Regions from separate parts of the Mus musculus genome. Here region 1 is linked to region 2. A link is a loop called in an ENCODE intact Hi-C map of the cell type or tissue named here. Cell type or tissue: gastrocnemius. All regions are shown on one strand. Links, peaks and the distances in the headings refer to the core of each region. The heading gives the core; the rest is flanking DNA.

The links. A loop is a pair of places that touch in the nucleus more often than their neighbours do. Peaks named below come from ENCODE experiments on the same cell type or tissue, not always from the same donor. Only the 100,000 strongest peaks of a DNase experiment are listed, where the experiment ranks them.
Region 1: a loop joins it to region 2, with 28 times the contacts of the local background. A loop is called at or near these places in 13 of 42 quality-filtered maps.

What each region holds. Positions count from the first base shown.
Region 1 is chr6:136,402,158-136,406,540 of GRCm38, reverse strand. The region is part of intron 1 of E330021D16Rik (RIKEN cDNA E330021D16 gene); the gene reads left to right. Among named protein-coding and RNA genes, the nearest start is that of E330021D16Rik, 11 kb to the left of the region's middle. In gastrocnemius, for the core only: no CTCF peak of the experiment used is centred there; a DNase peak (open chromatin) is centred at 1,865.
Region 2 is chr6:136,325,116-136,329,498 of GRCm38, reverse strand. It overlaps Eif4a3l1 (eukaryotic translation initiation factor 4A3 like 1), which reads right to left and starts at 1,960. Exons shown (of 2, transcript NM_001142734.1): 1 at 1,851-1,960; 2 at 1-978. The coding sequence starts at 956. In gastrocnemius, for the core only: no CTCF peak of the experiment used is centred there; no DNase peak of the experiment used is centred there.

The sequences.
Region 1 (4,383 bases), core at 117-4,116, 77 kb before region 2:
TCATCTCCATCTCCATCTCCATCATCTCCATCTCCATCAACTCCATCTCCATCTCCATCTCCATCAACTCCATCTCCATCTCCATCTCCATCATCTCCATCTCCATCATCTCCATCTCCATCATCTCCATCTCCATCTCCATCTCCATCTCCATCATCTCCATCTCCATCTCCATCTCCATCTCCATCTCCATCTCCATCTCCATACTCTCCCTTTTCCACCATCTCCATCTCCATCATCTCCATCTCCATCTCCATCTCCATCTCCATCATCTCCATCTCCATCTCCATCTCCATCTCCATCTCCATCTCCATCTCCATCTCCATCTCCATCTCCATCTCCCTCTCCCTCTCCATCTCCATCTCCCTCTCCCGGTCCCTCTCCTGGTCCCTCTCCCGGTCCCTCTCCCGGTCCCTCTCCCGGTCCCTCTCCCGGTCCCTCTCCCGGTCCCTCTCCCGGTCCCTCTCCCGGTCCCTCTCCCGGTCCCTCTCCCGGTCCCTCTCCCGGTCCCTCTCCCGGTCCCTCTCCCGGTCCCTCTCCCGGTCCCTCTCCCTGTCCCTCTCCCTGTCCCTCTCCCTGTCCCTCTCCCTGTCCCTCTCCCTGTCCCTCTCCCTGTCTCTCCCCTGTCCCTCTCCTGTCCCTCTCCTGTCCCTCCTCTCCTGTCCCTCCTCTCCTGTCCCTCCCTCTCCTCTCCCCTCCCCTCCCCTCCCCTCCCCTCTCCTCCCCTGTCCCTCTCCTGTCCCTCTCCTGTCCCTCTCCTGTCCCTCCTCTCCCCTCTCCTCTCCTCTCCTTCCCCTCTCCCCCTCTCCCCCTCTCCCCCTCTCCCCCTCTCCCCCCCTCCCCCCCTCCCCCGGTCCCTCCCCCGGTCCCTCTCCCGGTCCCTCTCCCGGTCCCTCTCCCGGTCCCTCTCCCGGTCCCTCTCCCGGTCCCTCTCCCGGTCCCTCTCCTCTCCCCTCCCCTCCCCTCCCCTCCCCTCCCCTCTCCTCCCCTCTCCTCTTCTCTCCTTCCCCTCTCCCCCTCTCCCCCTCTCCCCCTCTCCCCCCTCCTCTCCTCTCCTCTCCCCTCTCCTCCTCTCCTCTCCCCTCTCCTCCCCTCCCCTCCCCTCCCCTCCCCTCTTCTCTCCTCTCCCCTCTCTCTTCAGTGCCTCAAAAACTCCTCTGCCTATTTCTACCCTTCCCTTTCTCCCTCTACCCTCTTTTTCCCTCTCTTTCCCCTCCCCCTTCCTCCCTCTTCTCTTCTTCCCCTCCCCTTTTCTCCCTCTTCTTCCCCTCCCCCTCCTCCCTCTTGTCTTCTTCCCCTACCCCTTCCTCACTCTTCTTTTCCTTCCTCTTCTTTGTGAGACAGGATCTGTAACTCAGGTTGGCCTGGAAGTAACTATACCCCTCTCTTTCTGTCTCTCTCTGTCTCTCTCTGTCTCTCTCTATCTGTCTCTCTGTCTCCCTCCCCTCTCTCTGTCTCCCCTCTCTCTGTCTCCCCTCTCCTCCCTCTCTCCTCTCCTCCCTCTCTCCTCTCCTCCCTCTCTCCTCTCCTCCCTCTCTCCTCTCCTCCCTCTCTCCTCTCCTCCCTCTCTCCTCCCTCTCTCTCTCCCCTCTCTCCTTCTCCCTCTCCTCTCTTTCTGTCTCCTCTCTCTTCTTTCTCCTCTCTCCTCCTTCCTCCCCCCACTCTTTCTCGTGAAAGGGAAATATGATATTCCATTCAATCCTTTACTTACAGGAATACTTTTTGAAATAAAGGGACACAGGAAAGAAATAGATTAGAATGCCTCTCTTGAAAACAGCATGGGGTTGCCTGCCCAGACTTCCCCTTGGCTGAGGGGACAAAGTGACTAGGAGAGGCATGGGAAGCTGCCAGCAAATGCCTCCAGCAGGCAGCAGGGGCTCAGCCCTGTTTTCCTCCAAGGCCACCTCCTCCCAGGGAGGGCAGCCCACTGCTCAGGGTGAAGGTGGAAATGTGGGCTTTTCTGTACCTTCTGGGACAACCGTGGCATTGTCTCTTCCTTTCAAGAAGCTGAGCTGCAATTCTCTAATTATTCTGTCTTTTATAAATGACATGCATGTTTATTAACACATTATGAATTATGACTTGATCTACAAATATTTTGGCCCAATACCTCATTCAAATAAATTAAGAAACACTCCTTAAAAATACCTAGAAAACCTTTCTCTCCCATTCTCTTCTCCTGTCTCTCCCTGCCCTCCCTTCTCTTATTCGTTTTCTTCTTCTTTTTGTGTTTTTTAAAAGGATTGTATTTTTATTTAAAATTGTGTATATGTTGTGTCTTTGTGCATGAGGAGGCATTTCCCAGCCAATATTTTGTGTTCTCTCCAGTTAAGAATTCTAAAATATAGCTCGGACTATCTATCTATCTATCTATCTATCTATCTATCTATCTATCCATCCATCCATCCATCTATCCTGCATGCCCATCCACCCTCTACCCACCCATCCACCCTCTACCCACCCATCCACCCTTCTACCCACCCATCCACCCTTCTACCCACCCATCCACCCTTCTACCCACCCACCCACCCTTCTACCCACCCACCCTTCCACCCAGCCATCCACCCTTTCAACCCATCCATCCATCCATCCATCCATCCATCCATCCATCCATCTAAGACAGGGTCTTACTATATATATGGTCCTGGATGGCCTAGAAATTGCTATGCACACTGGATTGACCTTGAACTCACTGAGATTAGCCTGCCCTGTTCTTCAGAGTTCTGGGATTAAATACATGTGCTCAAATTATCTTTATTTGTTTGTTTTGTTTTTTTCGATACAGGGTTTCTCTGTATAGCCCTGGCTGTCTTGGAACTCACTTTGTAGACCAGGCTGGCCTTGAACTCAGAAATCCGCCTGCCTCTGCCTCCCAGGTGCTGGGATTAAAGGTGTGCGTCACCACGCCCAGCTCAAATTCTTTTTAAAAAAAATAATATAGTTTTAATTTTATATGCATTAGTGTTTTCCTGCACATATGTTTGTGTGAGGGTGTCGGATCAGCCGGAACTGCAGTTTAAGACAGCTGTGAGTGACTGTGTGGGTTCAAGGCCTTGGACCGGGGACCTCTTGAAGAGCAGCAAGGGCTCGTAAGTGCTGAGCCATCTCAAATTGTCTCTTAAAATGAAAATCTGATTAGTTACTGTGGTGGTTTGATTAAGAATGGCGTCCACAGATTCATATACTTGAAGCTTTGTCATTAGGGCCTGGCACTATTTGAGAAAGATTAGGATTTGTGGCTGAGAGGGTGTGACCTTGTTGGAGGAGGTGTGTCACTTGTGGTAGGCTTTGATTTTTCAAAAGCCCACACCAGGCCAGTCTCTCCCCTCTTCTCCTTTTCCTCCTCTTCCTCGTCGTCCTCTCTTCACCTGCTTCCATGCTGAAATAATGTAATGACCTCTGAAACTGTAAGTCAGCCCCAATTAAGGGCTTTATTTTAATTTTATTATTTTTTCTTACAAGAGCTGCCTTGGTCATGGTGTCTCTTCCTAGCAATAGAACAGGAACCACGGTGCTCATTTATCTTCCTAAATCCCAAGGACTTTCTTCCTGTTGCTCTTAAGACAAAGACCACACTTCTGAGGTAGAGGCAGGAGGGTTGTAAAGGGTTGTGTTGTTGTTTATTTGTTCTTGTTTTCTGAGACGGTGTCATGAGACTGGCCTCACATTTACTGCTCAACTGATCCTCCTGCCTCTCTCTCCTGAACACTGAGATTACAGATGTGTACCACTGTCCTGGTTAGATTTCTGACAACTTGGCAAAAACTACAGTCATCTGAGATGAGGGAGCCTCAATGGAGAAAATATCCCCATCAGACTATTCTCCAGGCAGCCTGTGGGGCACTCTTTTCACTGGTGATTGATGTGGGATTAAAGCTGTATACCTACCACACCTGGTCCAGCCTTCCCTTCCCCTCCCCTCCCCTCCCTTCCCCTCCCTTCCCCTCCCCTCCCCTCCCCTCCCCTCCCCTCCCCTCTTCACCTATTCCATACGTGTATGGGTATTTTCCTTGCATGTATATCTGCAAACCACATGCATTCCTGGTGCCCATCGAGGCCAGAAAACAATATCAGGTCTCCTGGAATTAGAATTACAGACAGTTGTAAGTTTTTATGTTGGGTACTGGGAATTAAACCCTGGTGAGTGCTCTGAACTGTTGAATCTTCTTTCCAGCCCTGGCTTTCTCTCTTTCTGAAACAGCCTTATTCTATAGTCCAGGCATAACCATAACTCATGATATAGCCTGCATGAGTTGGCCTTGAACTCATAGCAACCCTCCTGCTTCAGCTTCTCAAATGCTGGGATTATAAGTATGCACCATGTGGTGTGCTCAGTTTGCACTCATATCAACTTCATATTTAGCTGAGCATGGTAGAACACAT
Region 2 (4,383 bases), core at 270-4,269:
ATAGACTCTCGTTCTTTCTGGGGCATATCTCCATGCATGGACGACACAGTGAAATTGGCTTCTCTCATTTTCTCTGTCAGCCAGTCAACCTTCCTCTTGGTGATGCAGAAGATGACGGCCTGGGTGATGGTCAGCGTGTCGTAGAGATCACACAGAGTATCAAACTTCCATTCCTCTCTTTCCACGGCCACAAAGAACTGTTTGATGCCTTCCAGAGTCAACTCATCACGCTTCACCAGGATGCGGATGGGGTGGGTCATGAACTTGTTGGTCATCTCCAGGATCTCATGAGGCAGTGTGGCACTGACGAGAACGACCTGTGTGGCTGGTGGCAAATACCTGTACACATCATAGATCTGCTCCTTGAAACCTCTGTTCAACATCTCATCAGCCTCATCCAAAACCAGCATCTTGATAGCCCGTGTCGTTAAACTTCTCCGGCGGATCATATCAAAGACGCGTCCCGGCGTGCCTGCCACCACATGCTGCCCGTAGTCCAGCTTCCGGATGTCCTCCCCGACATTGGTGCCCCCAACGCAGGCATGGCACTGCACGTTCATGTAATCTCCCAGAGCGAGCAGACCCTTCTGAATCTGCACCGCTAACTCTCTGGTTGGAGCCAGGATCAAAGCTTGGGTTTCTCGAACCTGGATATCCAAGCACTGGAGCACTGAGATACTGAAGGTGGCCGTCTTGCCTGTGCCAGACTGAGACTGTGCGATGACATCTCTCCCTTTCATTATCTGCTTGATAGCACGCTGCTGGATCGCTGAAGGTTTTTCAAAACCGTAGGCGTAGATGCCGCGCAGCAGGTCCTCTCGCAGGCCCATGGTGTCGAACGTGGGGGTCGCGTCCACCTCCTCGCTGGTCTCGAACTCCACTTTGGTCATGCCGTCCTCTTTGAGCAGCCGCTTCCGCGCCGAGCCAGACGTCGCCATCCTGGTCGTGGTCGCCATGATCCCGATTCCGCTGAAAGACCTTAAAATTTTTTATTTACTTACATTTCAAATGTAAACCCCTTCCCTGGTTTCCCCTCTGCAACCCCCTATCCCATCCTCCTTTCTTCTATGAGGCTGCTCCCCCACCCACCTACCCACTCCCACCTCACTGCCCTAGCATTCCCATACACTGGGGCATTAAGCCTTCACAGGACAAAGGGCCTCCCTTCCTACTGATGCCTAATAAGGCCCCTTTAGCTCCTTCAGTTCTTCCCCTAGCTCCTTCATTGGGGGTCCCTGGATCAGTTCGATGCTTGGCTGCGAGCATCGGTATTATTGGTCGAGAGCTGGCAGAGCCTCTCAGGACACAGCTGTGTCAGGCTCAGGTCAGCAAGCACTTCTTGGCATCTGCACTAGTGTCTGAGTGTGGTATCTGCATGTGGGATGGATCCCCAGGTGAGGAACTCTCTGGATGGCTTCTCCTTCACTCTCTGCTTCATTCTTTGTCCCTATATTTCCTTTAGACAGGAGCAATTCTGGGTTAAAACGTTGGAGCAGGGTGGGTGGTCCCATCCCTCAAGCGGGGTGTGTGTGTTTGTCGGGTTGCCTAACCTCTGGATATGGTCTCTCCAGGTTCTCCCTCCCCTCTGCATGGTATTTCAGCTAATGTCATCCCTGTAGGGTCCTGGGAGGCTCTTGCTTTCATGGCATCTGGGACTTTCTGGTTGCTGCCCCCAACTCCCCGCCCCCCCCCCCATTGCTACACACCTGTGTTCAATTTCCTGACCCTCTGTACATCTTCTCCATCTCCTCCCATACCTGATTCTTCCTCTCTGTATTAGTCAGGGTTCTCTAGAGTCACAGAACTTATAGATAGTCTCTATATAGTAAAAGAATTTATTGATGACTTACAGTCTGCAGCCCAATTCCCAACAATGGTTCAGTCGCAGCAGTGGTGAATAGAAGTCCAAGGATCTAGTCGTTACTCAGTCTCACACAGGAAGCAGGCAAAGGGCAAGAGCAAGACTCCCTTCTTCCAATGTCCTTATATTGTCTCCAGCAGAAGGTTTATCCCAGATTAAAGGTGTGGTGAAACACACCTTTAATCCCGGATTACCTTGAACTCGGAGATTCAATCTTCTGGAATCCATAGCCACTATGCCTCAAGATCTCCCTACCAAGGTCCAGATCAGAATCTTCCATCTCCAAGACTGCAGATAAGGGTCACTGGTGAGCCTTCCAATTCTGGATTGTAGTTCATTCCAAATATAGTCAAATTGACAACCAGGAATAGCCACTACACCCTCTTTTCCATACCCTCCCTCTCTTCTCTTCCCACCCTCTACTTCCCTTGATTATTTTGTAAGTAGGACTGAAGCATCCACACTTTATCAGTAAGTGCATACCATGTGTGCTCTTTTGTGACTGAGATAGCTCACTCAGGATGATATTTTCTAGATCCATCCATTTGCCTGTTGATTTCATGATGTCATTGTTTTTAACAGCTGCGTAGTACTCCATTGTGTAAATGTACCTACCACACGTTCTGTATCCATTCCTCTGTTTAGGGACATTTGTTTTTTGTTTTTTATTTTTTTTCCTAGCTTCTGCCTATTATAAATAAGGCTGTTATGAATATAGTGGAGCATGTATCCTTATTAAATGTTGGAGCATCTTCTGGGTATATGCCCAGGAGTGGTATAGCTGGGTCCTCTGATAGTACTATGCCCAATTTTCTGAGGAACTGCCAGACTCATTTCCAGAGTGGTTGTGCCAGCTTGCAATCTCATCAGCAATGGGACTAAGTGTTGAACATGTAAGAGTGTTGCTTCTCGGCCATTAGTGATTGTTGCTCCCAGTTGCTATTGATGTTATTTTTATGTTTGTGTGGTTATCTTCTAATGTGTTTGTTGAAAGGAGATTACTTTCTTCCTTTTTCTAGGGTGCAGTGTCCCTCCTTGTATTGGAGTTTTCCATCTATTATCCTTTGTAGGGCTGGATTTGTGGAAAGATATGTGTACCTTTGGTTTTGTCATGGAATAGCTTGGTTTCTCCATCTATGGTAATTGAGAGCTTTGCTGGGTATGGTAGCCTTGGCTGGCATTTGTGATCTCTTAGGGTCTGTATAACATCTGCCCAGGATCTTGTAGCTTTCATAGTCTCTGATTAGAAGTCTGGAGTAATTCTGATAAGGCTGCCTTTATATATTACTTGACCTTTTTCCCTTACTTCTTTTGATATTCTTTCTTTGTTTTGTGCATTTGGTGTTTTGATTATTATGTGACGGGAGGAATTTCTTTTCTGGTCCAATCTATTTGGAGTTCTCTCTTCTCATCCTCTCCACGAATTCTCTCTCTCTCTCGTTCTCTCTTCCCCCACTCCTCTCTCTCCCTTCCTATGGTGACTTCTCTAGCCTCCTTCCTTGGGGTTCCCAGAGAGCAAGCCTCAGGGTGTCAAGACCATCTGACTCTATAGCCCAGGCCAGTAACTGTCAGGAACTGGGCATGTGAGAAGTTGATCTATAAGTGATCTGGGTAGGGACACTGATAGTTGGGGACTGTAGCAGTGGGTATATAGAAAGAAAGGAGGTGCTGTTATCCTGACCTCGGATGTTTAGCCATTAAGTGTTTTTATATGTCTGTGATTTAAGATTGTGAAAATGATTGTGGTTTCACAGCATATGCCGTGTGTAATTTGATTGAGCAGGTAGCCGACCCTGAGTACTAAATCTAACTTCATCATCCTGGTTGCCTTCACTGTAACAGACATTTAGAGTCAGTGACTGGTGGTACAGCCTTTGGGCTGTAATAGTAAAGCTATTGCTGCAGACTTGGGTCGAACAGAACCCACTGCGTTCCACTGGAGAGCCTCTCCTCCAGAGCTGGCCCATGACCCGTGTGGTGATGACGTCATCAGAGTTGTTATTTAGTGCCTGTACTCTACAGCTTCAGGATGGGGACATGGGGGATGGAACGTGGGTCATGAATTTTTACCATTAATACTCCCCTTTCCTTTCCTCTCTCTTCAGTGCCTCAAAAACTCCTCTGCCTATTGCTGCTCTTCCCTTTCTCCCTCTACCTTCTTTTTCCCTCTCTTTCCCCTCCCCCTTTCCTCCCTCTTCTGTCTCCCCTTCTCCTCCCTCTCCCTTCTTTTCCCTTCTCCCCTTCTCCTCCCTCTCCCCCTCTCCTCCCCCTCTCTTCTCCTCCCCCTCTCCTTCTCCTCCCCCTTCCCTCTCCCCTCTCCTCCCCCTCTCTTCTCCTCCCCCTCTCTTCTCCTCCCCCTCTCTTCTCCTCCCCCTCTCTTCTCCTCCCCCTCTCCTCTCCTCCCCCTCTCCTCTCTTCCCTCTCTTCTCTCCTCCCCTCTTTCCTCCCTCTCTCCTCTCCTTTCCTCTATCCTCTCCTCCCTCTCTCCTCTCTTCCCCTCTTTCCTCCCTGTCTGCTCTCCT